Linked DNA regions of Homo sapiens: all the other regions are linked to region 2. Evidence: chromatin loops called from intact Hi-C (ENCODE). Cell type or tissue: OCI-LY7. All regions are shown on one strand. Links, peaks and the distances in the headings refer to the core of each region. The heading gives the core; the rest is flanking DNA. Region 1 overlaps LOC107985242 (a long non-coding RNA gene). Region 2 overlaps LOC107985242 (a long non-coding RNA gene). Region 3 has its middle 140 kb from the start of LINC01031.

Region 1 (11,369 bases), core at 2,155-10,154, 64 kb after region 2:
TACACACCCACCCACTAGAATGGATAAAATGAAAATGACTGATGATACCAAGTGTTATGATGATTCTGTTCAGAGTGTGCCTATAAGCATCTAACATGAAGAATTGTTTTACTGATAAACTCTAGTTACAACTGTAGAATTACCACAGTTCCTGAATATGCAGATAGAACTCAGTGTCCATATTTCGTATGTGTTTGGCATTCTTTGCTACTCTCCTTTTTCATATTTATTGTGTGTAAAATATTATTCCACAACATGTTAGAAAAAATATTAACAATAATCAGCTGATAATGATGGCAGTGGCTGTTGCCATCATGCCAGCTGCAGCAGGTAGTCATGGCTGGGGATTGCCACTCCATGGAGCAGGTGGGAACCCCGCCCCTTCTGAGTTGGGGTGGGAGCTCCCTGGGTGCTGATGCAGCCACCCAGTTGCCCAATCTGTGGCTGCAGACCCAAACCCTTTGCTCTAGGGAGCAGGCAGGAGTCCCACCCTCCTGGGCTGGCCCACAGTTTGTGGATCTGAGCCTGCCTATGCTCTTGGCAGGTGACTGGGAACAGGCAGGATCTACCCTCCCAGGTACAGCTGCTGCTGCCCTCCCAGGTACAGGACACGGTGTCTTTGTAGCCTGCACCCTTGGGGCCTGGGAAGCCCTCCTCCCCTACCTTGCAGGCTTGGGGGTGTCTCCTCCTGCTGCCTGGCCTCTCTTCCCTCCTAGCCTGCCCCAATCTCAGATTGGGGGTTGGGGCTGAGCCCCGGGAACCATGAATGGCAGTGGGAGTTAAATTGATTCCTGGGCAGAAGGGGTTGGGTCTCCAGTAAGGCCCCACCTCAAGCCAGGGAGGGCCTGAAGGCTGGGGGCCACACTATCAGGCAGGGGACCAGAGTGGGGACTCCTGGTGCCTCTTCCACCTGCCCATGGCCGCCCATGGACCAATTGGCACTTCCTCCCCTCTGAGGTCCATAAAAGCCCTGGACTCAGCCAGAGTAGGGCAGATAATGGCCAGAGGATGAAGATGGCAGAGAAACAATTGGACACCAGCTGCAGAGAGGAATACTCACTCTGCTGAGAGCTGGAGATGTTGGGATGACCAGCTCTCAGCAGAGAGGAGCTAGCTACCTTCTCTGCTGAGAGCTGCAGAAACAACATGCCAGCAGACAGGTGCCACCCTCTCCAGACCCTCCTCTGGTGAGAATTGAAAAGCCCATGGATGGCCTGCTGCAGAGAGTAGGTACACACTGCAGGTCTCCTCTGAGCTGTTGTAACATTGTATAAAGCTCATCTTCATCCTGTTCACCCTTCACATGTCTGCGTACCTCATTCTTCTGGATGCAGGACAAGAACCCGAGAAAGGCGCCACTGGCCACCGAGGTTTCCAGAAAGAAAATTGACACCCCAAAGCTTCCGTAACAATCCTTTACCATCAATAGTTTGTAGGCACTCCTTTAGACCCACTGAAAGAACACATGTTTGGCAGGGGACTGGGAAGTAATTACTGCAGACGGAAAGGCCTGACATTTTGGGTGTCCACTGACTGGGAGTAAGTTATGATACTATACATCACTAAGAAAGAAATATAGTGTGTTGTGGTACTCTTTTAAATTCTGGAGGCATTGTATTTATTTGACCCATTTCCTGTGTTCCTAGAAAAATTGCTCCCTTTTAAAGAAATCCAAGTCGTTGACATCTTTTTAGCAAATCCAATTTTCCCAATGACTCAATCTCTCTTACTTCAGAAATGATTGTTATTAAAATGTGTATAATAGACTAGTTTAAAGCAGCATGAAATTACTGCAGATATTAACAGAAGATTAGAGTGAATAGTCCAGTTCATTTGTTTGTTAATTTTGGTGGAAGAGTATGCTCCTAGAAGTGGAAATGTATTTCTGTGATTTCCTGAAGTAGTAGGAGAAATTCAGCATCATTAAACACAAATGATAGGTAAGCAAATCACTGTAGAAATCTGAGATCACAGGTAAGGTCGATGTTCAGATTTCTCAAGTTTTTCATACAATGACATTTATTTGACTGTATCTTTTATTTTCTTAACAAATTACAATGGATAAAAATACATGATCTTGCTTTATGTGTGGTTTTACATGATATGGTGGCACATGTTGGAATTAAATTTTATGAACGAGCTGGAAGAGGCACATTCTTCCATGAGGAGAAAAGTCATGTTAGTGTAAACATTACATATTGAAGTGGTGTATACTGTCATCTACTATACTTATTCAGAGCTTGCTGATGTGATGAAAAATTCAGTTTCTTTTCAATTATTTGTTTTTGCATCACAAGCATTCTCTTGAAGGAGAGCAAAATCTCTGAACAATCACACTCTCATATTTACTATGTTGTAATCCAAATATACATCTGGGTATGAATTGTTGAAATGAGTAGCAGTCAATCACATACAATGACTCATTTTTAAAATGGGTTTTTTATGTGATTATAGTAAACAATAATATATTGTATAGTTTCAGATAGCTAGAAGGAAGATATTGAATGTTCCCAACACAAAGAAATCATAAATGTTTGAGATAATGGAGATGCTAATTATGCTGGTTGGATCACTATACATTATACATATCAAGACACCACTATGTACATCATAAATGTGTATAATTAATATGTCAGCTAAAAATAAAATAAAATAAATGGGTAACTTTATATCCAGCATCATGAACTTTGATGACCTGGAGGTTTTATGTGTGTTAGTAGGAATGCGATCAGGTGGATATTTCAGGCTTATGTCATTAGAGGAATAGTAACAAAAGAGAGCTATAACCTCCTTGGGGTCATAGGATTTATGTGCAGAGACCAGCAGGCTGTTTCCTCATTGTGCTGTAGTTTTTTATATATGAAAGTTAGAGGAAAAGTATTTCAATTATATACAAAATGCACTACTCAGAAACTATGAAGATGGAGGCTAAGTTTTTTTTTTTTCAACCAGACAAGGGGAGTTAAAATATATACAATCCTGAAAAAAGTCTAGATAAACCAAGAAATAGTAATGAAGGAGGAAAGTAACAAGATTATAAGCACTGTAAAACATTAAATTGTTAGCTTACATTTTCTACTAGTTTTATTTCTTTTACTAAGTGTAATATTTGGAAATTACAAGAAATATCTGCTGGCAGCTTTTACCTTTCCTAAGCAGTTTTCATTGTGATCCAGTTGGTTTACAAAACTGAGTTGGCAAAATAATGGAACTGAAATTAAGAAAATACTTTGACAAATGCTCACCAGCTAGTTCAGAGGTTGCCAATTGGCAAGATATACACAGCTTAATGGAATCCCATTAAAAATGGACACGTTGACATTGTTATGATTTTTGTTTGTTTTTAAAATTTCGTTTTAGGTTCAGGGGCACATGTGCAGGTTTGTTATATAGGTAAACTCATGTCACTGGGGGTTCTTGTACAGATTACTTTGTCACCCAGCTACTAAACCTAGTACCCATTAGTTAATTTTATTTGCTCTTTGTCTTCCTCCCACCCTCCACCCTAAGGTAGGCCCCTGTGTCTGTTGTTCTTCTCTTTGTGTCCAGGTGTTCTCATCATTTATCTCCCACTTATAAGTGAGGGGTTTTGTTCTTGCATTAGTTTGCTAAGGATAATAGCCTCCAGCTCCATCCAAATGAACTATAAGACCTAAAAAGTTTCAAGTAACTCTAAAATATCCAGAACTTCCTGATTCAATAGCTGAACCATGACTTCTGAGTTGCAACAGAGACAATTCCATAAACTCAAGGTAACTACATGGAAATACAATGGAGACATTATGAAAAACAGGGCCAGAATAACTCAGTCAGTATTATTTCTTTAGAATAATAATTTCAGAAAAAGGAAAATGAGTGTGATCAATCAGCTGAAAATTGCTCTTTTCCATCAGGAGGTCACTGTGTATGCTAAGTGTGAAGAATTCTTAACTGCTGCTATTCAGGTGATTCATTTTCAACCTCACATCTGTTTGTTCTGAGCTTCAATTGTTATAAATGATGTAAGTATAATGCTATCTTGGATCCTGAGTAACCTGAGGAAGTTCATGGAAATACTGATGAATAACACATGAGGAAAAAAAAATGCGGTGAAGCACTTTGTGACTTTTTCCTAACCTGTTATAATTTCCTGGAAGACAGGGATTGCACTGTTTTCTTCATTCTGAGTATATTGCCAACTGGTTTATCCTAATGATTCTATACAGTATCAAAAAAGAGAAAATACAATGAGAAATAGATAAAACATGCTTTTTCAACAGTTGTCATATTTTATTTTAAAAATCACCTTGCATATCATTACTCTTGCATGCCGCCTTCCCATGCAATATAGTCTGTGTAAAAAGATCTTGATACAGAAAACAATGCCCCAAATGACTGTAGAGCAAAGGAAAAATAGAAGAAAATAAAGAATGAAATGACTGAAATAAAATGATAGAAACAACACTCAAAAAAATGAGGGAAATTTTCATGAGAGTTAAATATGAGAAAAAATGAACAGTGGCGAAACAAGACTACACATAATTCTATGTAATATTTTGGTATTCACATATTAAATTTTAAGGTGAATATATGTTTATACACATACATATTATATACTGCCAGAGACAAAGAGAAGGAATTATTTTTAAATTGGAAATTGAAATACTTAAATCTCCTAATTTGGAATAAATCAAGATTTATTTCAGAATGAGACAAACTTCTACAACAAAGGCAGTCAACACAGATTTTGCCTCACTTGCAGATTTTCATTTCATCTACCATTTTTACTTTAAATTTTACAAAGCAAAAAGCATACATTTTCCAAGATGAGCTTGTTGCATGCCAGCTGTATATGTTTTGTATTACAGTAGATATGGAAGGATTGGGTGTCTTGGATTTAGAAAATCTTCCAGCGTGCACTCCTAATCTTAATTAGTTACCTGCTACACTTGCTTATTTCTACACTATCTCATGTCTTTTCCAGTCTGTTGCCTTATAGTGACAAGCAGTGATACTACATGCCTGCCCAGGGCTTTACTTGTCAAATTGAAGTCACAGAAAGCATAGCACCTTGTTTTGGATGGAGCTGGATAAGATAAATCTTGTTTTTCTCTTCTTTCTGTTAACAGCTAGCTTCTTTTGGGGGAAAAAAAAGCCTTTTTTTTTTTTTCAAACTGAATACATAAAATCTGTAAAGTTGCAACTACAGACAGTTAGCTTGCAAAGGCTAAAGCCAAATAAATTACTGAACTGTGGTGGTTTAACAGTATTTTAAAGACACAGGGATTCTTTTTCCCCCTTTTATTGAATTTAGGTCAAAGAAAGATAAAGTTAAACTATAGTGCTACTGGGAGAAGAAGGACTCGTGGCTGTAAGCGGTTTGTGGTTTTGTCACTATGCTAACCTTAACAATCTATGTTACAATAATAGCTTCCTCAAAATGAACATCTGTTGCTTGGTTAAGCATTATTATAATGATGAGGTAAATATATCATTCACAAGTGAAAATCCTGGTAGTATATAATACATATGTAGCTATTTCTATATTATACAATAGTATAAAATATTAATTTAATTTTGTAATACTTGCCTCTGTTATGTTTTGATATGATATATAGTGTGGAGTTTTCACTTTAGGTTTCTGTGCCCTGTGCTTAAAACTGAGATGAGAATGTTGGCAATGAGATGCATTTTATAGCTCATGTATCATATTTATGCATATTATCTTAATTGTAGCAATAAAGCTAGCCTAAGACTGTGATTGGGACTACAAATCAGAGAGATTGTCCAAGTTATCACAGTTCCAAAGTGAGAGATATTTAGCAAGAACAAGGTAGTGAAAATCTTTTCCTTCTCCACATTGTTGTCTCTAAATCAAACTCTAGTATTGTTCAGTTCATTATTAATTATTCTCATTTTTTTCTAATCTACTTTTGGAAATATATGCATTTCCAGTTGACCAGGGTGTTTAGGTGGTCTAGGTATTTAGTTGACTAGCCCAGTTGACTCGGCAGTTGCCTAGGTTATTTATCTGGGAACTACATTTTTGTGGTGTTAGAGACCACCAGTCTAGGAAGGATTTAGTTTAATAAAAGAGTTTAATTTGCATTCAAATATACATTTATACATAATTTTAATTATGGGAAGATACTACTTAATACTCACTAAGTAATAGCCATGTATTTGGCAAAGAAGTACAGCTATGAACATAAAAGGATGACTGCTGCAATCATAGAGCAATAAAGTATAGGTAAATATATATAATGAACAAAAATATTTTTTCTTGTTATTATAATAAATTGCAAGATACTATAAGAGCATAGAAAAGATGTCTGACTGTAGGATATATGTAATCCTAATATATATTATATAGTATAATATATATATATATCTGTAGAAATTGAGGCACAGTAAATTTAAGTAACTTGTTCAGGGTCTCAAATAAAGTACGTGGCACTGTTAAGTTTCAGACCCACTAAGTCTATACACTAAACTCATATGCTTCACTGTCATATTGAATTTTCTGTTTGATCTTAATATCCTTAGTGAAATAGACTATATTCGTATGTTGTATCATTCTAGAGTCTCTTGAAAAATTTTCAAACAGTAACCAATAAACATTTACGCTATTTGTTAGACTCAGAGCCCTCCTTAAAATATGCAGAAGGCAAACTTAATACATGCAAGATGATTTTACAAAATCTAGATTCAGTTGTTTTTGAAGTTGATAATATGATGCTTCCATGTTTCCTAAGGAGTCTATCATAGCAGTACTTTTTAATGTGATTACAATTAATTCATTATAATGAGCAATCCAAAATTAAGTAATTGTGCTTTCAAAGAAATAGCATTACTCAAAAATCTCTAAATTTTAGATAAGCTATGTAATCACCTATTTAAGAATCAAATAACAAGTACCATCAAAATTATCCCAATAACCCCAATAAGAATCTTGTCCTAAACACTCCACTAAAGTACAAGAATAATGGATCAGAGGGAAAAACATCTAAAAACCAAAAGAGGAAATGTGTGTAGTGTGTTCATCTTAAACTATTATATTCAAATTAATATTTATTTCTAATTCAATAAAGAGAGGCTGTCCTCACATTGTGATTTATTTTGTGTCTTTTTCCTCCCTTCGATATCCCTTCCCCCTACCATTCCCAGCCTGCGGTAATCACCATTCTACTCTCTATCTTCATGACATCCACATTTTTAGCTGCCAGATGTGAGTGAGAACATGCAATACTTACCTGTCTGTGCTTGGTTTATTTCATTTACTATAATGGACTTCAGTTCCATCCAAGTTGTGGCAGACAGGATTTCATGCTTTTTTATGGTTGAATAATATTCCATTGTGTGTATGTATGTCATATTTTCTTTATCCATTCATTCATTGATGCACACTTACTTTGATACCATATTTTTGCTACTATGCAGTGCATATATCTCTTTCATATACTGATTTCCTTTCTTTTGGATATATATACCCAGTAGTAGAATGGCTGGATCATATGATAGTTCTATTTTTAGTTTTTGAGGAACCTCCATACTGTTCCCCACAGTGACTGTATTTTAAATATATAATTTACATCCCCACCAACAGTGTACAAGGGTTCCTCATTCTCCACATCTTTGCCAGCATCTGTTACTGTCTGTAATTTTTAGACAAGCCATTTTAACTTGTATAAGATAATATCTCATTGTGGTTTGATTTGCATTTATTTGATGATTAGTGATGTTGAGCAATTCGTAATATACCTGTTGGCCATTTTTATGTCTTTTTTGAGAAATGTCTGTTCAATTATTTTGCCCATTTTGGATTCTTCTTCTTATTTTGCTATTGAATTGTTTGAGCTTATTATATATTATGGTTATTAATCTTGTCAGATGGATAGATTTCAAATATTTTCTCCCTTTCTGGGAATTGTCTCTTTATTTTATCGGTTGTTTCCTTTGCTGTACAGAAGCATTTTTAGCTTGATTTAGTCGGATTTGCCTATTTTTGCTTTGGTTGCCTGTGCTTTTGAGGTCTTACTCAAAAAGTCTTTGCCAAGACCAGTGTCCTGGAATGTTTCCCAGGTGTTTTTTTTTTCTCTAGCAGTTTCATAGTTTCAGGTCTTAGATTTAAATCCTTAATCCATTTTTATTTGATTTTCGTGTATGGTGAGAGATAAGGATTTAGTTTTATTTTTCAGTAGACAGTTATCCAGTTTTCCTGCTACCATTTATTAAGAAGACTATCCTTTCTCCATCGTGTGCTCTTGGTATCTTCGTTGAAAATGAGTTACCTGTAGATGTGTGAATTTATATCTGGGTTTTATTTTCTGTTCCATTGGTCTATATGTCTCTTTTTGGTTATGATGGCTTGGTAGTAAATTTTGATTGGGGTTGCATGAAATCTGTAAATTGCTTTTGTTGATATTGTCATTTGAACATTAATTTTTCTAACCCTTGAGCATGGACTATCTTTCCAACTTTTTTGTGTTCCCTTCTATTTCTTTCATTAGAATTTTATAGTTTTTCTTGTAGAGATGTTTCACTCCTTTAATTAGAAGGATTCCTAGATACTTTATATTTTTGTTGCTAAAGGGATTGATTTACTGGTTTCCTTTTCAGATTATTTATTGTTGATGTATATAAATGTTACTGATTTTTGTATGTTGATTTTGTATCCTGCAACGTTAGTAAACTCATTTCTCAATTCTAGAAAATGTGTGATAGTCTTCATGTTTTTCTAGGTTTAAGACTATGTCATCTGCAAACAAGACTAATTTGGTTTCTTCTTTTCCAATTTAGATGACTGTTATTTCTTTCTCTTGCCTAATCATTCTAACCAGGACTTTCTGTGTTACATGAAATAAAAATGGGGAAAGTGGGCATCCTGTCTTGTTCCAGTCCTTAGAAGAAGGGACTTTAATTTTTCCCTGCTCAGAATACTAACTCTGGGTTTGTCATGTATGGCCTTTATTATTTTGAGATATGTTTCTTCTATAACCGTTTTGATTAGGGTTTTTAATAAAGCAATGTTATATCAACTGGGTTTTGTCTACCTATTGAAATAATAATATGATTTTTGTTCTTAATTCTCTTAATGTGGAATGTCACATTTACAGATTGGTGTATGTTTAACTATTCTTGTATTCCTGGACTAAATCTCACTTGACCATGGTGAATTGTCTTTTTAATGTGTTGTTGAATTTGGTTTGCTAGTATTTTGTTGAGGAATTTGCATCTGTGTTCATCAATGTTATTGGCCTGTAGTTTTCTTTTTTGTTGTATTCTTGTCTGGTTTTGGTATCGTGGTAATGGCCTCATAGAATGAGTTTGGAAATATTCTCTTCTCTTTAATTTATTGTTGAGTTGAGTAGGATTGGTATTAGTTCTTTAAATGATGGGTTAAATTCAGCAGTGAAGCCATCAGGTCCTGAGATTTACTTTTATGGGAAGCTTTTTTTTTTTTTTTTTTTTTTTTTTACTACAGTTTAGATCTTGTTACTCGTTATTAATTTGTTGAGGTTTTCAGTTTCTTCAGGGTTCAATCTATGTAGGTTGTATGTTTCCAGGAACTTATTTCTTCTAGGTTATCCAATTTGTTGGTATATAGTTATTCAGAACAGTCTCTGAAAACTCTTCATATTTTTGAGGTCTCAGGTATGCATCCTTTTTCATTTCTAATTTTATTTATTTGGTTCTTTTCTCTTTGTTCAAAGTTTTGTCAATTTTGTTTACCTTTTCAAAAAACCAACTTTTTGTTTCATTAAGCTTCTGTATTGATTTCAGTCGCAATTTCACTTATTTCTGCTCAGATATTTATTATCTTTCCTTCTGCTAATTTTGGATTTTTTTTGTTTTTGTATTTCTAATGGTTGAGGTACATTATTAAGTTTTTTATTTGAAGTCTTTCTACTTATTTGATATAGTTGTTTATTGCTATAAACTTCTTACTGCACTGCTTTTGCTGTAACACATGGTTTTGGTATGTTGCATTTCTTTTTTCAATCTAATCTATTTTAAGAAGTTGTCTTCTTAATTTTTTTATTCACCCTTTAGTCATTCAGGAGCATGTTGTTTAATTTCCATATATTAGCTTATTTATCAAGGTTCTTCTTGTAACTGATTTCTAGTTTTATTCCATTTTGGTGAGAAAAGGCACTAGATATAATTTCTATTTTTTGAATTTGCTTAGTCTTGTTTTATGGCCTGATATATGGTCTATTCTAGAAAATGTTCCATGTGGTGATGAAAAGAATGTGTATTCTGCAGCAATTGGGTGAAATGTTCTGTAAATGTCAGTTAAGCCTATTAGATATATTGTGTAGTTTAAATGCACTGTTTCCTTGTTCATTTTCTGTCTGAATGATCTGTCCATTATTGAGAGTGAGGTATTAAAATCCCCCAATATTATTGCATTACACTCTATCTCTCCCTTTAGATCTATTATTCTTTGCTTTATGTACTTGGAAGCTCTGATGTTGGGTGCATAAATATTTGTAATATAACCTCCTAATGAATTGACTCCTTTATCACCATTTTCTAACCTTATTTGTCTCTTTCTGGAATATTAGTTTTGTAGTCTATTTTATTCAATAAATGTATAGCTGCTCCTGCTCTTTTTTGGTTTCCAGTAGCATGGACTATTTTTTTCATCCCTTCATTTTCAGACTATGTGTGTTTTTAAGGGTGAATTGGTTTTCTTGAAGCCAGAATATGGTTGGGTCATGTTTCTTTATCTGTTTAGCTACTTCACGCCTTTGACTTAGGGTATTCAGATCATTTACATTCAGCATTCTTATTGATAAGTAAGATCTCACCACTGCCATTTTGTTGCTTGCATTCTGGTTTATTTGCGATTTCTACTCCTCTCTTTCTTTTTTCCTGTCTTCCTTTCATCCTGTATTTCTTCTTCTTTTTTTTTTTTTTTTTTTTTGAGACGGAGTCTCTCTCTGTCGCCCAGGCTGGAGTGCAGTGGCAGGATCTCAGCTCACTGCAAGCTCTGCCCCCCGTGTTCACGCCATTCTCCTGCCTCAGCCTCCCGAGTAGCTGGGACTACAGGCTCCCGCCACCACGCCTGCTAATTTTTTGTATTTTTAGTAGAGATGGGGTTTCACCGTGTTAGCCAGGGTGGTCTCGATCTCCTGACCTCGTGATCTGCCTGCCTCTGCCTCCCAAAGTACTGGGATTACAGGTGTGAGCCACGGCGCCCGGCCCCTTTCTTCCTGTATTTCTTTGTGGTTAAGTGATTTTCTCTGGTTACATGTTTTCATTTATTGCTTTTTTTAATCTATTATAGGTTTTTGCATTGTTGTTGCCATGAGGCTTACAAAAACATCTCATAGATATGTTTTTCAATTAGATGAAAATTTGTCTTAGATCACAATTAAGAATAG
Region 2 (11,369 bases), core at 1,900-9,899:
GAAGACTTTAGCTCAATGACTCTTTATATGACTGGCAGAAATTTTCTTAGAACCGCATTACAGTCTGAGACTCTCCACACCAACTCTTCCTTCCCTTCTCCTTCACAGGGGTCAAACCTACACATCATGATCTGCAAGCTCACCCTCCTTTCTCTGCCTCTCTCCTCTATCATCAACCAGTTGTTTCCCCCAATAAGTCTTTTGTATGTCTAGTGCTATGTTGGGTCCTGCTTCCTAAGTGGACATAACCTAGCACATCTCCTGAAAGACAAAGAGGAAGATGTCATCTTCTCTGATGGAGACGATTATCAGATGTCTTTACCATGAAGAATAGTAATGTTTTACTAAAAGCTAGAGAGCAGCTTATGTAAGCCAAGTGAGAGAGTCATTAGTAGGGCCCACAGTACCTATGAGGAATGAGTGAAGGGGTTGGTCAGCACTATTCATGTAAAGAGAACAGGCCACAAGTTACACCAGTCCAAATGTGCATTTGCCTGGGAAGAGGTGGTGGTTAGGCCAGTGGCCCTCAGCAACAGCTCTCAGTGTCTCAGATGGGCTGGGCCAGACAGAGCACAGCAGAGAAAGCACAGCAACCAGCATGAGATCCAGCCATGCTGCCTCCCACAGCCAAGAAGACCACACTTTTTTCTCAATGCCTAATGAGAAAATGAAGAGCAGGAGAAAATAGTCTTGGAATGAAAACTTGCATGGAATTTAGTTGTGTATCTTTTCCTTTTCTACCCCCGCCAGCCTCCTACTTTGGGGATCAGGATTTGTAATGAGACTGACTGTACCAATTAGAAGAAACACATGTTCTGTTTTCTTTTTACAGCTTTGGAGTGAGTCAATTCCTGAAGTTAGTAGAAAATAGATTCCAAATAGTAAGATATTATATATGTGTATGATTTGCACGTCTTTCTGTTGCAGGATAGTATTTTACACTGATTTTATTGATTGCTACAACTTTCAAATTCCTTAACTTGATTTCAAGACATTCCATAGTCTTGTCCTACCCTACGCATATCTACTTTTATCCAAATATCCTACATATTTTTTTCACTACTGCCTAATGGAGTCTTTCTGGCCATGTTGGCCTCATTACTGTTTCATAGACATAATAAGCATATGGTGCATAGGGTATACAGCCATAATCACTTAACTTGCAGCCAGAATGTTTTCATTTCAATTATGCAAACATGCATACAAAAGTTATGAACTAAGGATGTTACTGAGCTTCAGATCACTTTTCTAAAGAAAAGAAATTATAATACTTGCCTCCTTTATTGAGTTGTTGTAAAGACCAAAGTTAAACAAGAAAAAGCATAAGCAAATACATTATAAGTTGAAAATGCTATGTAACTGTAATTGTTATCAGTAAATATCCTCTTGTGTTTTTTTAAAACTTTGTGGACCCAATCCGTATATCAATGCCCAACTCAAGTTTTACATAATTCCTGGAGACTGCCCTTTCATATGGAGAGCTTCAGAAAACAACAGTGCTTTCCCCAACAATAAATTATGCGAGGAACTTAGGGGATAAATATTCCGGAGATGAGTTACTGTACAGCCTGGGTGGAGGACCCTCATGTGGTCTCTATCCTAGCAGCAACTGGTAACTCACTAGAAATGCAAATTCCTGGGCCCTATCACAGACCTACTGAATCAGACACTCAGGAGGAGGGAGCATGGAGTGAAGGCCAGTGATCTGTGTGTTAACACACCCTCAGGGTGATCCTGAAGCATAATAATCTTGAAAACCCCTGTTTTTGGGTATGAGCATTGAATATTTGTTCATCATTTCATCTTCTACAGTTTATACTGTGGCTAAACTATTTGAGGGTTTCAATAAAAGATTTTTTTTCTCTGCAATATCTGATGATCTCAGTCTTTGGGTCATAGTATGAATCATACAATTTACGGATGTCTTTACTCTCTTTTACTCTCCCCTAAAATTTTCTAGGACTAAAGATTATTGAATACAAATAAAGATAAATAAACAAATAAACCTTAACAAGATGAGGAAAACAATCCTCTAAATTCGTATATCTAGTCATTACCAGAATATTTCTGACTGTATTCACATATACTTTCACATTATATGTCCTTAAGTGTTTCTTTGTACAATTTATTTTTAGCCATATTACTGCAGCAGAATTGCAAAGCCTCAAAATTTGTATAAGCAGTAATAATTCTTATTTTTATATAATTATTTTTATAAGTTAAATGAAACACCTATCCTATATGTAGATTAAAAGATTAAATAATAGCCCTTACAATAATATTAATTATTTACTTACAGTTAGTGATTGATAATATTACTTGTATATATTCCAGACTTACAGAACATTTTTCCTGAGAGATGATCAAGCTTCCATGGGTTGTTTTCAGTCCTGGATTTATAATTCCAGAGGTATAGAAAATATTGTTGAATGTTATTATTTACTTCAGAATTTAACAGTAAATACACGTTTTAGAGAGTGAAGCGTAATTAAGTAAATTCCCTAGATGATGTCAAAAATATTAATAGTCCATGTATGTTTAATTATATGAATGCAAGTTCTGTTATTTGTGTGAGAAAATTAAAACAAATGTTACAAGCAGAAAATTGCTTATAGAGTGTCATCAATTAAGGCTGACATTTGTCTCTATCATAAGACTATAATTTATGTTTTTATACTTTATATTCAGTATTAACAATAAAACCTATTTGCATATGACTATAATTAAACTAGCATTTATCTTTAAATTTTTTATAAGCATTTAAAAGATGTTACATGTTTTTATCCACTTGTACCATTCAAGTAAATAACTATAGATTAGGCTTAGATCAGCTTGTTACCCAATAACAGAATTTGTTGGCTTTCATGTTTTATGGAAAACTGACTGCTGTTCAGACTATTGACACTAAACTGTAGGGAGTATTTTCACTGACTATACCCTGGTGTTAATATAATCTATAACTTTCAGTAAAAATATTAATGTTTTTAGAATTTTAGATACCAGGGTGTTTCAATCCATCATTTGTATTCCTTTTTATGAGATAAATGAATCCAAATTTCAGTGTACAATACCTGCTGTAAAATGTTTATATCAAATGTAAAATATAGACAGCAGTAAAATATGGGATGTGAAAGATTTAGTAATTTTTTTATTTCTTGTCAAACAGTAGGATAATATTTAGAGATAAGAGGCAAAATTTATCCTGAGTAAGGGAAAGTTATTCTGCCTTTTAAAATGTTCGTAAGCCTATCCAAGGTTTCAGTATTTTTGTGTGTTTTTTATTATTAGAGGAAAGTTAACAATTCCCTTTGATCTTAATGATGTTACATCATTGTAGCATGAAAGGAATAGTATAACCTCAACCAACTTTTTCTGTATTTAGTTTTCAGCAGTGCTGACAATTGTCTATGCCATGATAAAAAGAGAACGAAAATGTGTTGGAAGAGGCACCTGGGAGTGTAGTTGTCTCAGAGGGAACACCACATTTGTTCCTATGACACATTTTCATTGAAAGAAAAAAGAAAAAGAAGAAAGAAAAAGAAAGAAAGAGAGAAAGAAAGAAAGCAAGCAAGATAGCAATCAAGCAAGCAAGGAAGGAAGAAGAAAGCATCTTTTCTATTTCCCTTTCTTTTTATTTCTGTGTCTTTATTTCTCCTCTCTCTCTCTTCCACTTACTCCTCTCTTCCTCTCCCCTTCCTTCCCTCTCATCCTCGCCCCTTCTCTTCTTCTTTTTACCCCTACCCCCACCACCTTGTTTCTAGTCTTCCACAGTATTTTCTTACTAATACAAGGAGTGACTTAGTCCTGGTTAGAACAAATATCATAGAACGTCTTTACACTAAGCCTAGAGGTTTGCCTGTTGAAAGAAAACCACTAACTAAGTTTATCAAGGCATTGATCACCACCACCCCATTTACATGCTTTAATATTATATAGTATGCACCACATGACGTTAAAACATCAGGTTAAATTGCTTTTCTTTCAGAATAAACAGAGGCAAAAAGATGTAGTTATAATGTGTAGTAAAGTTTCTACATCTGCAGGATATACTCCTTTTTAAGACTTATTATTTTGATGATGGTGTACAATAAATCTCATTACTTGTGGGAGCCAAAAAGTTAACTGCTAATTCCATGGGTACCAAGGGGGCTGGACCCTATTACCAATTGTCTAGTACTAAGAATGACCTCATTATGTTATGATAAAAATTTTTAGCACATTCTAGACACTGAAAGACAGAGGTAAGTAAAGCCAGGTTAATCAAAATAGGGATCTTATAGCCTAGTAGAAGAGGTAACCCATAGAAAACAGATTTTTATACAGTACACTAAGTGATGATATAATGGTATGTTTAGGTTGCCATCGTAAATGAGGTAAATTCAACTCATATCAGAGATCCAGGAAAGGAGTTTAAAGGAAATACTTAATATGAGTCTTTAATAATAAATACAAAATTTTAAAATAAAGAATGGAAAAAAGTCATTTTCCTTCAGCACACTGTCAGAACATCACAAAGATGTGAAAATAAATATTTCATGTAGGAAATTCTGGCTTGTTCTGTTGCAGAAGCCTTACTCCTTAGCTTAGCGAGGTCTGAGTTCTTGTCTCACCACCACGATGAATGAGGTACATGGACATAGGAGGGTGAGTATGGCAGAATAGACTTTATTAAGTGACAGAAAGCGCTCAGTAAGGAGAGGGGACTCAAAAGTGGGTTGCCCTAGGGGATTAAAAACCTCATTTCTAGGGGTGTGTTTCTCATTTGCATCTTGCACAACCTTTTACTTCCTAGTTGCTTCCTGGTCCCAGTTCTTACTGCCCAGGTGCGTTCTTGTCCATAGTTATTCCATCTTAATTATTATGCATAAGCACCACAGAAAGGCCCAGTGGGTAGTAGGGGTGGTGGTGGTGAAACCACAATGCAGATGTCATGCTAATGATATTATAATGAGCTTGAGTCAAGTTAAGGACATTTAGTTGATTTATTACACCTGCGCCTAAGTTGGGACAGTCCCTTCTGAGCAAACATTCTGGTATAAGAGGAAGTTCTTAACCACATTTCCATCTGCTAGCTGCATAACAGGGGCAATGCAGGTGCATTCCTGCATGCATTGTCTCTCTCATGAAGCCCTACATCTCCATCGTACCACTTGCATACATAAAAAAGGTAAGTGAGATTAAAGATACACTTGGATAGAAGCAGGTCACAAGGGCTCTTGTGTTTTGTTAGAAATATCAGCATTATTATAATTTGAAATATGTTGTAATGAGCATTTATATGACACTTCTATATTTCCCCAAGAACCAGCTGCATATTTTTAAATATTGTATGTTTAAGATTTTCAAGAGGCTTGTAAATTTTTTGAGTTTCATAATCTTTAACAATGCAAACCAAAATACTTAATCAGTTCTTACTTAGTCATTTATGAAGTTACCCATGGGAAAATTATGTTTACTGATATTTTAACCCTGTTTCTATCACTTACTTATTCATCCAACTTCCAAAACCAGTGTTCTTTGGCCCTTCTCCTCAGTTTGTTTTGTTAATAAAAGTTATAAATTTAAAAAATAATAATAATAGAAAAATACATCTGTAACAAGCCATTATTTTATGCTATTTCTCTTCTTCCCAAATTTGGACTAAAAAGGATTTAAATATAAATGTTTGTTTTAAGTTTTTTATTTTATTTTAGTTCAGGTATTGGTTTTTACTGGAGAGGTTAGAGAAAGTGATTTCAAAGGGCAAAATCAACTCAAAATTGTAAAAGGAGAAAATGGAAAAAAAAAAGCGATGATATTCATGACTGATTATCTCCTTCAAGAAAGGAGGGAGGAAATGAAATGTGCTCAGTCTTCTCTTGTAATCTCTTTTCCCAAAGTTACCTCTTGACATTTTTGGATGTTCTGTCACAAGAAAGTTGATCTTTCCATTTCTTTGGTTACTTAGCTTTTAATCTATCTGTTTGCATACATGCTAGAGAGCGATGAGTGATTTGTCGTCTACATAGAAGTGGAAATTTATAGTCTGAAAGAAAATAATAGTTTTCTTTTCTTTTATCTGTTTTATTATTTTCATTATTTGAAATTCTAGTAAGTAATATTCTTCCTTCAAAGTAGCTGTCACTTACAGCTTTCTTAACCTGAGTCTCAGAAAGAATTCAACAAAGCTGTATCTTTCTGTCTTTAAAATATTATTTCTTCCTGTTTCTATCAGTCACTTATGTCATAATAAATATTAAAACTGACAGGCAATATATTTTAAGTGCTACTGTAAAAGCATTGTTTTGCTATAAATAAACAAGCTCATTTCTCTAGGACTTAAATAGGAATACAGATTTGATACATTCTCTTCCCCTATTAAACATCTGTGGCAAGATGCCATTAGGGAGTTGTTAGATTTGCTGGAATTTTCCACTATGCCAGATATTAAATTACCTGTCATATGTGTTCTGAAGTATACAGAAGGTTGTAATCGTATAAGGATGCTGAATGTGCTGACATTTTCATTGCCCTGAATATAAGTAAACATAATTATTGGCTCTTCCTATAGGGTTTTAATTGATATGTTGACCAGTAGCCATGAGTGGGTTTGTGAAGACAACAGGATATAAAAATGGATGTCTTTACAAATCCACTGTCTTTTGTAAAGAAATGCATCATAGAGCAATTATAAAATAATTTGCATTATTTTATATCATTAAATTAATATCAGGGTATAGGTTATGAAAACTACATGATTCAAAATAGACACTATAAAAAAAGAATGCTGTTGGAGTGGGAAGAGGCCAAATGAGCAGCCACCATTTTGCACCTCTACTGTGGCATGGCCACGTTGCACAGTGCTCAGTCAGGAAATGCGATTTACACATCCAACTCCTAGCCTATTCTTCCCAATTACTATGATTTTCTTCCTGCTTTTGTCACTATTTCTGAGTTCCCATTTATCTAGTACACTGGGATTGGGTAACTGCAACTCTGGATACTTAATAATTAAAAAATTGCATTATTAGGAATGATATTCGACTTCCCACATAGATTCTTGTGTTTTTCTCAAGTCTTTTTTCATGTTCTGTATTGAAATCTATCCCCGTATAATCAACCTACTTTCCATGTTTCTGGGTCTCTGAATAAATTCCTTCTTGGATTTGTCTGTACATAATGGCATATTGTGGCTATTTTCCCATTCTCATATATTTTATGAGGAGAGGTCTTGCAATTCTCAAGGCAAATCAGGAATGATCTGCCATGTTTTAGTTCAAAAATTACTTCTGGATGAGCACAGTGGCTCCCATCTGTAATCCCAGCAGTTTGGGAGGCTGAGGTGGGAGTATCACTTGAGGCCAGGAGTTTGAGACTAGCCTGGGCAACATGGCAAGACCCTGTCTCCACAAAAATTTCAAAAAACCAAAAACTCAGCCAGATGCAGTGGTGCACACCTGTAGTACCAGCTACTCCAGAGGCTGAGGCCAGGAGAGTTAATTGAACCCAGGAGTCAGAAGTTGCAGTGAGCTACGATCATGCCACTGCACTTCAGACTGGGAAATAAAGCAAGACTGTATCTCAAAAAAAAAAAAAAAAAATTACTTCTGTCATTAAACTGGTACATAAATTCAATAATATGTAGGAATGAAAAACATCCTTAAAGTTGTAAGGATTGGTCCGGCACGGTGGCTCATGCTTGTAATCCCAGCATTTTGGGAGGCCAAGGCGGGTGAATCACCTGAGGTTGGGAGTTCGAGACTAGCCTGACCAACATGGAGAAATGCCGTCCCTACGAAAAATACAAAAAAATTAGCTGGGTGTGGTGGTGCATGCCTGTAATCCCAGCTTTTCAGGAGGCTGAGGCAGGAGAATCATTTGAACCCAGAAGGCAGAAGTTGCAGTGAGCCAAGATGGCGCCATTGCGCTCCAGCCTAGGCAACAAGAACGAAACTCTGTCTCGAAAATAAAATAAAATAAAATAAAATAAATTGTAAGGATTATTGTGATTTCTGATTGAAAATTCAAATATCTACATTGTTTAAATATATATAACTCTGGGACTTTGCTTTTCAGAATCACTCACTTTTTCATTCATTTATTAATTATTCATATTAAAATAACTTAATGATAACCTAATATTTGCCAAGCTCTATTCTAATCACAGATCTATCTGCAGAAATCTCTGTAAAAATATACAATATAAATGTATAAAGACTTCTGCTTTGTAGAGCTTACATTTTAATGAGAAATACCAATGAACCAAGATAAGTACCAATAAGATACCAGTAAGAAGCTTATAAGGCCCATGAAAAGAAAAACTAGTACAAAATAAGGGAAATTGAGAGTGTGGGGTGGGGTGGGGCGGGCATTTGCATTGTGTAGTGGAGATAGCAGGTAAAGCAAATACCTATTGTCTTCATATGTTTTACATTAGCAAGGGGTCAATGTGGATGGAGTGGATGAGGGAAAAAATAGTTAGAATTAAAGTTAAGAAGAGGGGAAAGAAGGAGGGGTATTTTAGGTAATAAAGAGTGTTGAAAGTGACTATGAAGATTTTAGGCTATAAGTGAAATTAGGAACCATTGTAATGCTCTAAGCAGAGGTTTGACCTCCCTCCTTTACATTTTAACAAGATTACTCTGGATGTGATATTGGGAATGGTTTGTGAGGTGAAAATGCAGAATAAAGGAGACCTTTTTGAAGGTTCCTCTAGTATTTTAGGTGCGAGATGTTGGTGGTTTAAACTACTGTAGCAGTGGAAGTAAAGAAAACTGGTCAGATTCTAGACATATTTTGAAGGCAAAGCCAAAATAATTTTGTAATAGACAGAATGTGTGATGAGAAAGAAATCAGAAGACCAAGGATGATTCATCTGGAGTTTTGACCTATTATCTGGATTTCACTAGAAATTTAAGAGATGAATCAAAAATTATTACTGATCTGTGAAGTAGCAAAAGATAATTTTATTTTTCTCACGAAGCTTCAAATCTAATTGTACAAAAATAATCATTTAGGAAGTAATAAAACATTTGAACATCAAATTGATGTTGTGATTTTGACTGTGAATACAATAAAATTTACACTAAACTGCAAGGCCTTCAAATGTCAGTACCAGAACTTATTAAGTTATCAAACACGTAGTGCTTGGAACATACAATGTACTCTATTAACTAAACTTTTCAGAACAGAAGGTTAGAGACTACACATGCTTCATGGAGAGAATGTCAAATTTGTTTTCTTCTTAAAATAAAAGCAGGGTTTATAAAGCTGAAATTCTTATACTATCAGGGAAGCAAAGGGAAACAACAGGAACTTATCCAATAAATGTCTTTTTTTTTTTTTTTCAAATACATGTTTACTGACAATCAATTCTGTGCCAAAGATAAGAATAAAGAATAGGTTTTGGAAAAACAAAGAATTCATACAAAGAAACATACGCATTTTGTACCACTATTAAACACATCATAAAATATCATGAGTTATTTCAAACAAGATACAATTAAGTTCAAATTTGAATTTTTCCTACATTATTAAGACTATGTACACATGCATATATGTGGACATGCATAATTACATTTATGATTATGTATTCATGTTTGCTGAGCAGCCCACTGCTTTTACATATAATTTATTCCTGAAAGCGACTGAAAAAAACCAACTGTTAAATTTCAACAGATTTAAAGTTGTGGTTATGTGTAGATGTTGGTCATGGTCATGGCACTGTTGTAAAGAACAACTAAAAATCAAATCAAAAAAACTAATTATTCATAATTTTAAGCATTATTTTATGCCTGTAAGTCTATATGCTTTTCAATTATATCATTTTTTTAAATTGAATTGTAGCCTACATGTTGAAATGTAGTGATGTCCTATTAAGGTTCAAATTATGCCATATTAAGCATGGAAGAAAATGCAATTTTGCCATAATTTTATAAGAAGGACACCTATTATTAGTTACAATGGGTTTTTCCATGTTTTCTTTATTTTTCTAAAATGTAATAGTAGAAGTTACTTGCTGAAATAAATGCACACACACAAACACAACAGTGAAACTGCCAAAACTGAAAGTTTGCTCACCAAAGATTGTCCACGTTTTTATCAGCTGATAGTAACAAAATCCGAATTCTAGATAAAATTTTGGCTTAACAGTATCAACGGATACTTCCATTATAGGCCTTAATAAAATTATCATATAAGAATATTACACATCAGAAAGTTTCAGAAATATACTTACGAAGGTTGAGGATTTCCTTACAAAATGTTTAAGAACCTCTGAGTTTCTCGACTGCATCTAAAGAACTGATAATACTCAGTATGTATTTCAAACACGACTATCAAAAAACAGTCTTTCTAAATGCCGTAAAAAATAAACTAGGCATTATTTCCCATGTCATTGCTTTGCTTACGTTCACCTTTTCTGAGCTATATATATTCTTAATTTTATTGTTTCTTAATTTTATTGTTCCTAGATTTAGTTTCTAAATACTGAGGAAATGCATCTTTCTTAAGTCTTAAATGTATATCTCTGTTTTAATGGTGTCCCAATCAGCACAAATAGCCATGTACCTGTTAGTCTAAAATATTAGAGGATAAATTAGTATGAATGGGCAGAACAACTTGTTGTATTTCACAAGAAGAGAAAATGTTTCACACGGAATGTACTTCTCAAAATATAGCCAAAGAAATGCTACCCTCTCTTGCATGCTAAATTGCAGATATGCAGGTTTTCCCTATACCAGTCACAATCCTAGGCCTCTTCCATCACACCGTTAAGGGATAAAAACATCAACAACTTCCTCAGTTTATACCAAAGTTTCAGAACTACTGATTTAGGAGAACTGTTAATATTGCCACAGTCACAGCAAATCCAAAAATAGCTTTTGGGGGAATATTTTCTCCTGCCCTGAGATCCTTTAAACCTTTTAAACCATTTACCCGGATTGTTCATAAATATAAATCATAGATGCTTTGTAATGTTCAAGAAGATTGCTATAAGACTCCTTCCTCAGATTCCAGCTGATCGTCTTGCTTATCTTGTGTCCCCGTTTCTTTTCTTTTTTTTTTTTCTGTGACAGAGTCTCGCTCTGTCGCCCAGGCTGGAGTGCAGTGGCGCGATCTCGGCTCACTGCAAGCTCTGCCTCCCGGGTTCATGCCATTCTCCTGCCTCAGCCTCCCGAGTAGGTGGGACTACAGGCGACAGCCACCATGCCCGGCTAATTTTTTGTATTTTTAGTAGAGGCGGGGTTTCTCCGTGTTAGCCAGGATGGTCTCGATCTCCTGACCACCTGATCTGCCTGCCTCAGCCTTCCAAAGTGCCAAGATTACAGGCATGAGCCACCGCACACGGCCCCGCCATTTCTTTAGTACTGACTCCATCTGACTGTCTG
Region 3 (11,369 bases), core at 1,196-9,195, 840 kb after region 2:
ATACTTCATTTTCAAAATTATGCATTGCCTTTGGTGTTAAAGTTTTAGGTTTAAAAATAGTTGTGTTCTTGTTTATTATTATTTGTTTTTTTAAATTTATCTTTAATAGACAAAAATTATATACATTTATGGTGTACAACATGTTTTGAAATATGAATACAATGTGGAATGACTAAATCTAGCTAATTAACATATGCATTAGCTCATATACTTATCATTTTTTTGTGGTGAGAACACTTCAATTCTACTCTTTTAGTGATTTTCAAGCATGCAGTATGTTATTAACTATAGTTGTAGTACTGTTAATAGCATCTTTATTTAGCCTGTTATTTGCTTGGAATGTTTGGATGTTTTTACTGCCTAGATTTAGACAAGCATATGGTAACCAAAGCGGGTTACAACATATAAACATAATAATATTAACAACTACCATTTCTGAGAGCTTACTATATGCCAAGCACTGTTCTAAATCTCGTGTATACTAAACTAAAGCATGATTATTATGCCTGCTTAATGGGTGAGGAAATCATATATACCTTCTGATTTGAAGTGGTCACAAGTAAGGGAACATTTTATAATCCTCTTCATTAGGACTCAGTAGTATTAATTGTTAGGAATGACTAAAAAAAACAGTACAAGCATCTTTTTTGGGGGGAATCACACATGCTGAAAAGGCTTTCCATAATCTTTCTTTGAAAAGACTTCTTCACTGAGGTAATAAAACTCATAGTGTATTCAAACCAATAAAACCAAATGCTTAAATCAAATATTTAAACATTCATTTATATGCATTTTACATCTCTCTGTAGAGTAAAATAAAGCATCCTTTGACCAGAGGCTTTCCTCCCATTTCCCCTGGGTCCAATGTCATGCCAGCCCATTTCACAGATAATAGAGCTGGGATGGCCAGCAGCAGCTGATGTAGTATTGATTACTTTATGACACTACACATTGAATATTTAGTCTAATAAATGATTCTCCTGACTCCCTCTGAGTCTCTAGCTCGAGAGAGCTGTAGCTGCCAGCATAGTTGGAATTAGACCACCTCTTCATTGCCTTTCCTTTACATGGATACTGGAAAAGCAGGGTTCCATTTTCAAGAGTAACAATGGAGAATGTGGGCTATGATGAGAATAGAGTCAAACTGAAGATTATTTATAAGTAATTACATTTTCTGTTTTGTTTTATGAAACATATACCATATGTTTTCATATTAATGGGTTTTTACATTTTGAAAGAAAAATTATTTATATATGTTGAATCTTCTCAAATGGTCTTAAAACTTATGATTCTAACAAATAACCTTGAAAGGCTAATAAATTAACTCTGTATCATAATATAAAATTAAGAAATGATTGTGAGGGGAAAGGAAGAATGAATTTTGAATTTCTTTTAACAGAAAGAGACTGTCAAAATGCATCTGGATTCTGCAAAAGAGTGCTGGATCTTGGCAAAGGAGTAGCATATCAATAACCACACACCTCCCCCTAGAGTATGCCTCTTATCATCCTCAACTCTTATTCACATGTTCCTGAAGCATCACTGTATTGGCACTTCACGTGCACCATTATAGGTCTTCCTAGCCCGCCCACCCCACACTTCAGCCCCTGCTACAGCAATCAGTTCTGCACAGGCTCCTACCACCTTCCCAAAATGTAATCTGACAACTCTGAACCTTGGCCTATGCTTTTTATCCCAGGACTTGTCTGAATCTGATCATCACTCAGGTGTGCACCACATTGTAGGGAGCATAGTTAATGCCTATGGGGTTTCCATTGACCACTGGGGAACCGATAGTGGATACGTGCTTCCACTTTGGTCCCCACGCTGGACAGTTCTGAAATATATTTAATTTTGATAGGCTTCTTAGATGATCCCAGCAACATCCAGCACCATTCAACCCGCAGCAGTAGCCAACTTGATAGCTCATCCTTATTTTGGCTTTCCTAGCTTTGCTATGCCCCTAGCCCTTCACCCCTGGCCCCTGCAATTAGTCCCCAAATAAACTTGCATGCAAGACTTGTCTTAAGCTCTGCTTTCAAAGGAAGTCAGGCTAAGACATTTCTTTCATGTAAAAAAATTTTAGGTTGGGCAAAACATTATGTTATTCTACTGATAAGTGATTTTAAACATCTCATATTTATAATTAATAACAAATATATTATGAAACAAAATGCACATTTTACATTTATTGGTATCTTAAAACACAAAACTTTAAAGAAATTTCACACTTTCAGTGGTCAACACAGGAATGCCCTCTCAGAAACCAAATGGTTACCACAGTAGATGCAGAGTAGGCCCCTCAGATGCACCAACATATGCTGGTGCCCTCAGTGTCTAGGGGCCAATTTGTACACACCTGTCAAAATCTTGTTGCCTGAGGGCTTTTCTCTGAAGCTTCTGAAAGCCTGGACTACCTCAGCAAATAGTAGGCCAGAAGTTTCTGGAATTAACCCCTCTGGAGCAACCTTCAACCAATGACTGATAGGAGTGAGGAATTTATACTTAGCTCAATAGATAGACGATAAGATAGAGAAATAGGTAGATAGATAGATAGATAGATAGATAGATAGATAGATAGATAGATAGATAGATAGATAATAGATGATAGATAATAAATAAATAGATTGAAAAATAGATGATAGATAATATAGACTGACAGATAATAGATGATAGACAATAGATTGACAGATAATAGATGATACATAGCAGATTGAAAGATAGATGATAAATGGATAATAGATTAAATAGACAGATGATAGATGATAGATTTTTTAAAGACAGATAATAGATAATAGATGATAGATAGATGGAAGATAGATAGATAGATAATAGATAGATAGAGATAGATCAATGATAGATAGAGACATAGGTATATAGATGTACATATTTCACATTCCCCAGGAGGGATAGCTGTGAAGTGTACATTCTACACCATTTCCCAATTTCCCCCTGGTATTATGTAATAATGGCAATTAGTAGTAACTGGCTTGATGATGTACCTTCTATTGATTGCCTTCCGTTTCCCATCTCACTTCCTTATTTCCCTTCTGGCATTTCATACATTTCTCAAATAAATTATTTTGTACTAAAAGCCTGTCTGAAAGTCCATTTCTGTGGGCACTCAAACAGAAACAATTTTGTTGGTACCAAAATCTGTAAAGCATTGCCCCAGGTCATACATAATGAGAATACTCTTCTCTATAAAACACGCTCAGCACTTTTACCCACTGGTGTCAACAAGTTTACATGAGATCTAAAAATGAGAAATCAGACCCTAATTCACAAATGGATGTGTGAGAAGAAATTCAATGTGCATATCTATTCTTAAAATATGTGTGCCTCAGTGCCTTTGAGGCTTAGGGTTAAGTTGGGGTAAGGTTTTCCATTGGTTTGGGTTTTTTGGTTTTTTATGACTTAGTGGTAAATTTCATTCACACACCTAACAAACTGATTGTTTCAAAAATATTTTTTACCAAAATAATGTGAACTCTGTTTTCTTCATTGTAGAATAAAGAACAGCTAAATTGATTTCAACCACTTTCTCAATCTTTTCATGATAGTCTCTTCAAATGGCAAACTGCTGTGTGAGGCATTTATTTTTAACATTCCAATATCAGAGTGTGTTGCTTAAGATCTCAACCCTCAGCCTCCTCCACAGACATGCCATTTTTCTAAAAGATAAAATTGAATCGAGAAATTTGCCCAAAGGAAGGAGATGGAGGAGATAGCTGACCTAGGTTTATGCCTGCCCAAAGTGAAAAGAAATATATAGTGTCCTCCTTGGATATTGTCACGTTAAATTTGCTTTTAATGAGTTCCTTCTCATTTCCAGTATATAGACAGCATTATTCTTTGAAAGTCTTTCCATCTTCATCTGATGTCCACAGACTTCCTCCAATTCTAAGAATAAAGAGCCTACAGGAGGCAGCAAGAACAGGGAGAGATGCCAAAAGTGTAGGTCTTCTAAAAGATCTTATCCAATTCCAATGATTTTAGATGAACTTAGACGTTGAGATGGGATGGAAAAATAAGAAGAAAAAGTTACCATTACTCATTGGAGAGATGGGACTATCATATGGCTGCTCTGGGTAAATCTCTAGGAGAGATATTTACAAATATTTTCTGGCCTCTTTCTATATATTAAGTATTGTACTAGCTCCTGAGAAATCAATATTAAATAATGTATATTTATTTGAGAAATTATTTAATAATTTACAGAAAAACTAAATCCCAGATTTCACTAGAGTATTATAAAAGTGGCCACTGAGCGCTTCATTTTGGTGCTACAAGATCTCAAAGAGTCCTCTCAAGGAGCTTGGGGATTCAAGTGTATCCCCACCTTGCCTTTATGGAAAAATTCACCCTCCTGCCGCCAATTCCTCAAAAAAATAGCAACATAAGAGAGGTTTTTTTCATTCTTTATCAACATAGTTGATAACTGGAATTTATACAATGTGCTTGCAATATTAATAGAACATTTAACAAGAGAAAGTAGTATCAGATAATATAACCCCATTGCCCTTACTGGGATATTCTTACCTTAAAATGTGAAATTTGACTCATCTACCCTAGCAACAACTATTTTTTTGTACAGACTTAGCTACACAAGTATCTCAGAAATATTAGTGAGAATAGTGTCCTTTTATGCTCTGCTACTCCTTTGACCCTATTTTACTGAAATTCTGTTTAACTTCCTCTCTCCACCCCCACTCCCCACTGGCTCAAGTGTAGCCTCTCCCTTTAATTCGCAAGACTCTGAAGGCACAGGTGGCTAAGCCATGACGTTTCACAGACTCCCTGCCTGGTTACTGTGGGGCCAATTTAGCACCATTGGATCACTTCACTGACTATACCAGACACAGTACCAAGCACCAGAGAGAAAGAAATCTTCTATCTCATGATCTAGACAGACAGAGACACTTAAGATGTGTGTTTTTTTCCACAGTGTGAGGACTGTGTCATAATGGGGGCATGTGAAAGATACCATAAGAGGAATGTGGCCCAGAAGCAGAGGGCAGAGAGGATGATGGACGTTTCCTGCCAGAGGTGAGACACAAGCTGAGGCTTTAAAAAGGAACTGAAGTCAGCTGTGCATAGAAGGGGTGAGGGAATCAGTGATGCGCTGTGTTCCTTTCTTTCTGTAAAGGCTCCCCAAGAACATAAGATGAAAGGTGACACAGAAATGGAACACAGCTCAAGCAATGAAGGTCAGGACTCTCTGCAATCCCATGAACCAAAGAGTTCGTAGGAACATTGTGAATAGCAGAGGTGAAAGTGAGCCCCACACCTGCTAGGACTGAAAGTTCAAACAAATCTCTCTACTCAGCTCTACCTGGGTTTTACCACTTGCAGAAAAAACAAAGGTCCTGAGAGGTTTATAAACCTCTTAAGAAATGAAGTTCCAGCTATCAACATAATTTACTAATTCCACAAAGGTCAGCAAGAGAGACTTTATAAAAATAAGTATTCAGCATTTTACCTTATTAAAAACTGAAAGGTAGCCGGTTATGCATAAATAGGCTTAGTTTACCCACAATTAAGGGAGGAACTTGATCCACAGATATGTACACATGTTTGAGAGGACATTCAAGTGCTTGGTAATTTTTAAAATGTACGTAACACTATATACCAACGTCTTGTGTTTTATATACTTGTGCAAGTTAGCAACAAAATCAGTCTCCCTTTGTCATAGTCAAGCCAACAGAAAGTACAGAGGGCCCCTGGATCCTCTGACAATTTGACTTATGATTTTTTTACTTTACAATGGTGCAAAAGTGATTCACATTCAATAGAAACTGTACTTCCAATTTTGGATTTTGATCTTTTCCAGGGCTAGCAATATGTGATGCAATATTCTCTGGCAATGCTGGGCCAAATCATCTAACACAAAGCCTATTTTATAATAAAGTATTAAATATCTCATGTAATTTATTAAATACTGTACTATAAGGGTTCTGAGCACATTTACAGAATTCTAGGGTGAGCCACGATATTCAGTAGATTCAGTGTATTAAATGAATTTGCAACTTATGATATTTTCAACATGTGATAGGTTTATTGGGACTTAAACCCATAATAAGTCAAGGAGCTTCTGTATAAAGACAGACAGCCTTGTCTTCTGAGTGAAAACAAGAAATACAAAAACAAAATTATAGAAAAGATAATATGCTTCCCCCTCTTCATGGACAAAAATTGCACTTTTATCAACATACTTTCTTACTGAAAACAATTGACAGTAACACGCTGCAGAGTGACATTTCAGCCAACAATAGATCACATATATGACAAGGGTTCCACAAGATTATAATGAGGCTGAGAAAGTCCTATCGCCTAGTGGCATAGCCATCATAATGTCAGAGCCACAATGCACTGCCTTTTCTATGTAAACAGCTAAAGATATGTTGAGATATACAAATACCTACTATTGTGTTACAATTGCCTACAGTATTCAGTGCAATAATGTGCTGTGTAATTTTTTAGCCTAAGAGAAATAGGCTATACTATATATTCTAGATGTGTAGCAGGCTATACCATCTGGGTTCCTGTAGGTACATGATGATGTTTGCACAATGACAAAATTGCCTAACGATGCATTTCTCAGAATGCATCCCCATCATCAAGAGACACGTAACTGTATATCCATAACTTTCTTGGCAACTGGAGACTGAAAAGGACTCTAGAATGAAAACTTGTCATATGCTTCTCCTCACAATGGGAATCAACTAATGTGTGGTATCTTCAGCCCTGATCCACTTTACACATAGTCACGGCATACATATCATTTAAATGAAAAATAACAAAATCAAAATGACCTGGCGCTTTTATGAGAATATTCATCTTTAGTAGCCTTTAGAAATGTTAATGAGTATAGATGAGTCTCCATTCTGTAAAAGGGAGAGAAAATCTATAGCAGGGAAATGTCACCTATGCTGAATGGGTTGGTGGAAAGCAGCCATAGATGGGCAAAGTAACATTTTTAAGATGTTGCCAAAATACTCTCAATAAATTAGGTATTGATGGGACGTATCTCAAAATAATAAGAGCTATCTATGACAAACCCACAGCCAATATCATACTGAATGGGCAAAAACTGGAAGCATTCCCTTTGAAAACTGGCATAAGACAGGGATGCGCTCTCTCACCACTCCTATTCAACATAGTGTTGGAAGTTCTGGCCAGGGCAATTAGGCAGGAGAAGGAAATAAAGGGTATTCAATTAGGAAAAGAGGAAGTCAAATTGTCCCTGTTTGCAGACGACATGATTGTGTATCTAGAAAACTCCATTGTCTCAGCCCAAAATCTCCTTAAGCTGATAAGCAACGTCAGCAAAGTCTCAGGATACAAAATCAATGTACAAAAATCACAAGCATTCTTATACACCAATAACAGACAAACAGAGAGCCAAATCATGAGTGAACTCCCATTCACAACTGCTTCAAAGAGAATAAAATACCTAGGAATCCAACTTACAAGGGACGTGAAGGACCTCTTCAAGGAGAACTACAAACCACTGCTCAATGAAATAAAAGAGGATACAAACAAATGGAAGAACATTCCATGCTCATGGGTAGGAAGAATCAACATCATGAAAATGGCCATACTGCCCAAGGTAATTTATAGATTCAATGCCATCCCCATCAAGCTACCAATGACTTTCTTCACAGAATTGGAAAAAGCTGCTTTAAAGTTCATATGGAACCAAAAAAGAGCCCGCATCGCCAAGTAAATCCTAAGCCAAAAGAACAAAGCTGGAGGCATCATGCTACCTGACTTCAAACTATACTACAAGGCTACAGTAACCAAAACAGCATGGTACTGGTACCAAAACAGAGATTAGATCAATGGAACAGAACAGAGCCCTCAGAAATAACGTCGCATATCTACAACTATCTGATCTTTGACAAACCTGAGAAAAACAAGCAATGGGGAAAGGATTCCCTATTTAATAAATGGTGCTGGGAAAACTGGCTAGCCATATGTAGAAAGCTGAAACTGGATCCCTTCCTTACACCTTATACAAAAATTAATTCAAGATGGATTAAAGACTTAAACGTTAGACCTAAAACCATAAAAACCCTAGAAGAAAACCTAGGCATTACCATTCAGGACATAGGCATGGGCAAGGACTTCATGTCTAAAACACCAAAAGCAATGGCAACAAAAGACAAAATTGACAAATGGGATCTAATTAAACTAAAGAGCTTCTGCACAGCAAAAGAAACTACCATCAGAGTGAACAGGCAACCTACAAAATGGGAGAAAATGTTTGCAACCTACTCATCTGACAAAGGGCTAATATCCAGAATCTACAATGAACTCAAACAAATTTACAAGAAAAAAGCAAACAACCCCATCAAAAAGTAGGCAAAGGATATGAACAGACACTTCTCAAAAGAAGTCATTTATGCAGCCAAAAGACACATGAAAAAATGCTCATCATCACTGGCCATCAGAGAAATGCAAATCAAAACCACAGTGAGATACCATCTCACACCAGTTAGAATGGCGATCATTAAAAAGTCGGGAAACAACAGGTGCTGGAGAGGATGTGGAGAAATAGGAACACTTTTACACTGTTGGTGGGACTGTAAACTAGTTCAACCATTGTGGAAGTCAGTGTGGCGATTCCTCAGGGATCTAGAACTAGAAATACCATTTGACCCAGCCATCCCATTACTGGGTATATACCCAAAGGACTATAAATCATGCTGCTATAAAGACACATGCACACGTATGTTTATTGTGGCACTATTCACAATAGCAAAGACTTGGAACCAACCCAAATGTCCAACAATGATAGACTGGATTAAGAAAATGTGGCACATATACACCATGGAATACTATGCAGCCATAAAAAATGATGAGTTCATGTCCTTTGTAGGGACATGGATGAAATTGGAAATCATCATTCTCAGTAAACTATTGCAAGGACAAAAAAACAAACACCACATGTTCTCACTCATAGATGGGAATTGAACAATGAGAACGCATGGACACAGGAAGGGGAACATCACACTCTGGGGACTGTTGTGGGGTGGGGGAGGGGGGAGGGATAGCATTAGGAGATATACCTAATGCTAAATGACGAGTTAATGGGTGCAGCACACGAGCTGGCACATGTATACATATGTAACTAACCTGCACATTGTGCACATGTACCCTAAAACTTAAAGTGTAATAATAATAAAAAATAATAATAATCAAAAAAAAAGATGTTGCCAAAAAAAAATTAGAACTCAATAGCCTTGACCTGAAGAATTTAAAAACTATCAATGGTAATAAAGTTAATTAGCTGGTTAATGGCAATAGATGAATAGCTATTTATATTTAATGCCAAATAAAGTGAATGTCTTGGCACCTAGGAAATAGTATATATTAGCCTCATAGAACTATCAAGACAGTTCCAATTCCACAGTCTGATTCAATAGGCATGAAAATCAGAAATTTCCCTAAAGTGTCTGTAGTTTTATTATCAGTTCTCATCAACTTGCTTTAGAAACCTCTAGCTCTTTTCAAGTAAATTCCTATTTCATTTCATGTATTATAATTCATGCTGAGTTTCATGTTTTATAATTCATGTTTAGTCTCATCAGAATGTTATAAAAGGCAGTGTTGTAAGTGGAGCTCTGGATTAGCTTCATGCCCAGGTAAAATATTCATTCAAAGTATTATACAAAATAGGCCACTGAATTCTGATATAAAAGAACACAAGAAGTTCACTGATATGGCTTCAGATCCACATTATCACTAACCCTCAAAAAACCTCCACTTGTTGAATGTTTATGTACTATCAAAGAAAGAAATACACAATTACTTGAAAATGCCATCACAATAGTCTTCCTTTGTCCAACCACATATTTATATGAGGCTGGATTTTCTTCAGACATATCAACCACATATCATACAGCAACACATTGAATGCAGAAGCAGGTATGAGAATTCAGCTATCTTCAAGACAGACACTAACAAGGCTTATAAAAAATAAAGGAGTGCCACTTTTATTACTATAATTTTTATTTAGCAATCGTTATTTCTATGATATAATAATATTTATGTTAATGTATAATGCTTTTATTATTTATTTTAATATTATTTAATATTTAATTATATTATTATTATTTATTATGGGCTTAATAATTGTTAAGTGTGAAAAGGTATGGTGATTCTTTCAGCTGTTCAGCATGTCTATTCCAATTATGCATTTTGGAACTGGGGATACAACCACAGGATGGGTTTGAGGATACACCTGACTCACAGCGAGATGAATTTGAGCTAAAACTTTGTCAATTACCTGACCTCCATAAGCCCCTACTCTGACTGGAGGGCCACCTTGACATTTTGGGCCTCATGGAATCAGTGCTAGTTCAGAGTCAATGTTCAAGAGCCTCCTCCCAAATCCTGATTATTGCCCTCTTTCCAATGCACAATTATCATTGTAATAAGCTTTAGGTCCTTTGAAGGAAGGCTGAGAGAAAGATTAGCAGTACACATTTTCAGTTGTGTTCAAGGGTCATTCCTCAAGGAGACCCAGTCTTCCCTTCATTCAAGGGGCTCTGGGTCTGTCAACTGGCTCAAGTCTGAGAACTGATTGAGGGGCTATGATTCTGTTTCTATGATTCTCATTAGAATTTTATGATTCACTTTACCTGGAACTTGTCTGCTTATACAGATTGAGTAAGAATTTAATAGCTTCCTATCTATTTCACTTCTAGGAACACTATAATTAACAGGCCAACTTTACCAGTCTGCGAGAATCAGACTATTCTGATTACTGCTTTGACCCTACTGTCCCTTAGAGTAACTATCTTCACCATGCCTTTGGCAGTTGAGTGTTGCCACTTGGCTCTTACTCCCTGTCTTACTCTGTTTTCTGTTGCAACAGAATACCACAGACTGGATAACTTATAATGAAAAGATGTTTATTTGGCTCATGATTCTGAAGACTAGGAAATCCAAGAGCATGGCACTGGCATCTGGTGAGGAGATTCTTGCTTGCCATAACATAGCAGAGGACATTCATATGGCAAGAGGGCAAGAGTGTGCCTATCAGCTCAAGCTTCCCTTTCTCTTCTTATAAAGCCATGGGGTCCCAATCTGATAATCTTATCTAATCTTAATTACCTCCTAAAGGCATCACTTCCAATCAACATATGAACTCGGGGATTAAGTTTCCAACACATGAAATTTAGGCGACACACTCAAACCATAGCATTCCACCTCCAAAATGTATGTTCTTCTCACATGCAAAACACAATAATTCAATCCCAATTGCCCCAAACTCTTGTTCCAGCACCAACTTTAAAAAGTCCAAAGTTATCTGAATCAGATATGGGTGAAACTCAAGGCACAAGTCAACTTGAGGCAAA

What was found. Peaks named below come from ENCODE experiments on the same cell type or tissue, not always from the same donor. Only the 100,000 strongest peaks of a DNase experiment are listed, where the experiment ranks them.
Region 1: a loop joins it to region 2, with 5 times the contacts of the local background. A loop is called at or near these places in 4 of 110 quality-filtered maps.
Region 3: a loop joins it to region 2, with 2.9 times the contacts of the local background. A loop is called at or near these places in 3 of 110 quality-filtered maps.

The regions. Positions count from the first base shown.
Region 1 is chr1:194,219,995-194,231,363 of GRCh38, reverse strand. The region is part of intron 2 of LOC107985242 (a long non-coding RNA gene); the gene reads left to right. Among named protein-coding and RNA genes, the nearest start is that of LINC01031, 920 kb to the right of the region's middle. In OCI-LY7, for the core only: no CTCF peak of the experiment used is centred there; DNase peaks (open chromatin) are centred at 3,543, 5,023 and 5,383; H3K4me3 peaks cover 2,607 bases; H3K27ac peaks cover 4,607 bases.
Region 2 is chr1:194,283,394-194,294,762 of GRCh38, reverse strand. The region is part of intron 2 of LOC107985242 (a long non-coding RNA gene); the gene reads left to right. LOC105371670 (a long non-coding RNA gene) reads left to right here. Exons shown (of 3, transcript XR_922390.2): 2 at 2,335-2,410; 3 at 3,383-3,524. Among named protein-coding and RNA genes, the nearest start is that of LINC01031, 980 kb to the right of the region's middle. RefSeq lists a silencer at 4,997-5,197. In OCI-LY7, for the core only: no CTCF peak of the experiment used is centred there; DNase peaks (open chromatin) are centred at 5,042 and 6,414; H3K4me3 peaks cover 3,136 bases; H3K27ac peaks cover 5,274 bases.
Region 3 is chr1:193,442,806-193,454,174 of GRCh38, reverse strand. No RefSeq gene overlaps it. Among named protein-coding and RNA genes, the nearest start is that of LINC01031, 140 kb to the right of the region's middle. In OCI-LY7, for the core only: no CTCF peak of the experiment used is centred there; DNase peaks (open chromatin) are centred at 4,764 and 5,054; H3K4me3 peaks cover 1,570 bases; H3K27ac peaks cover 2,449 bases.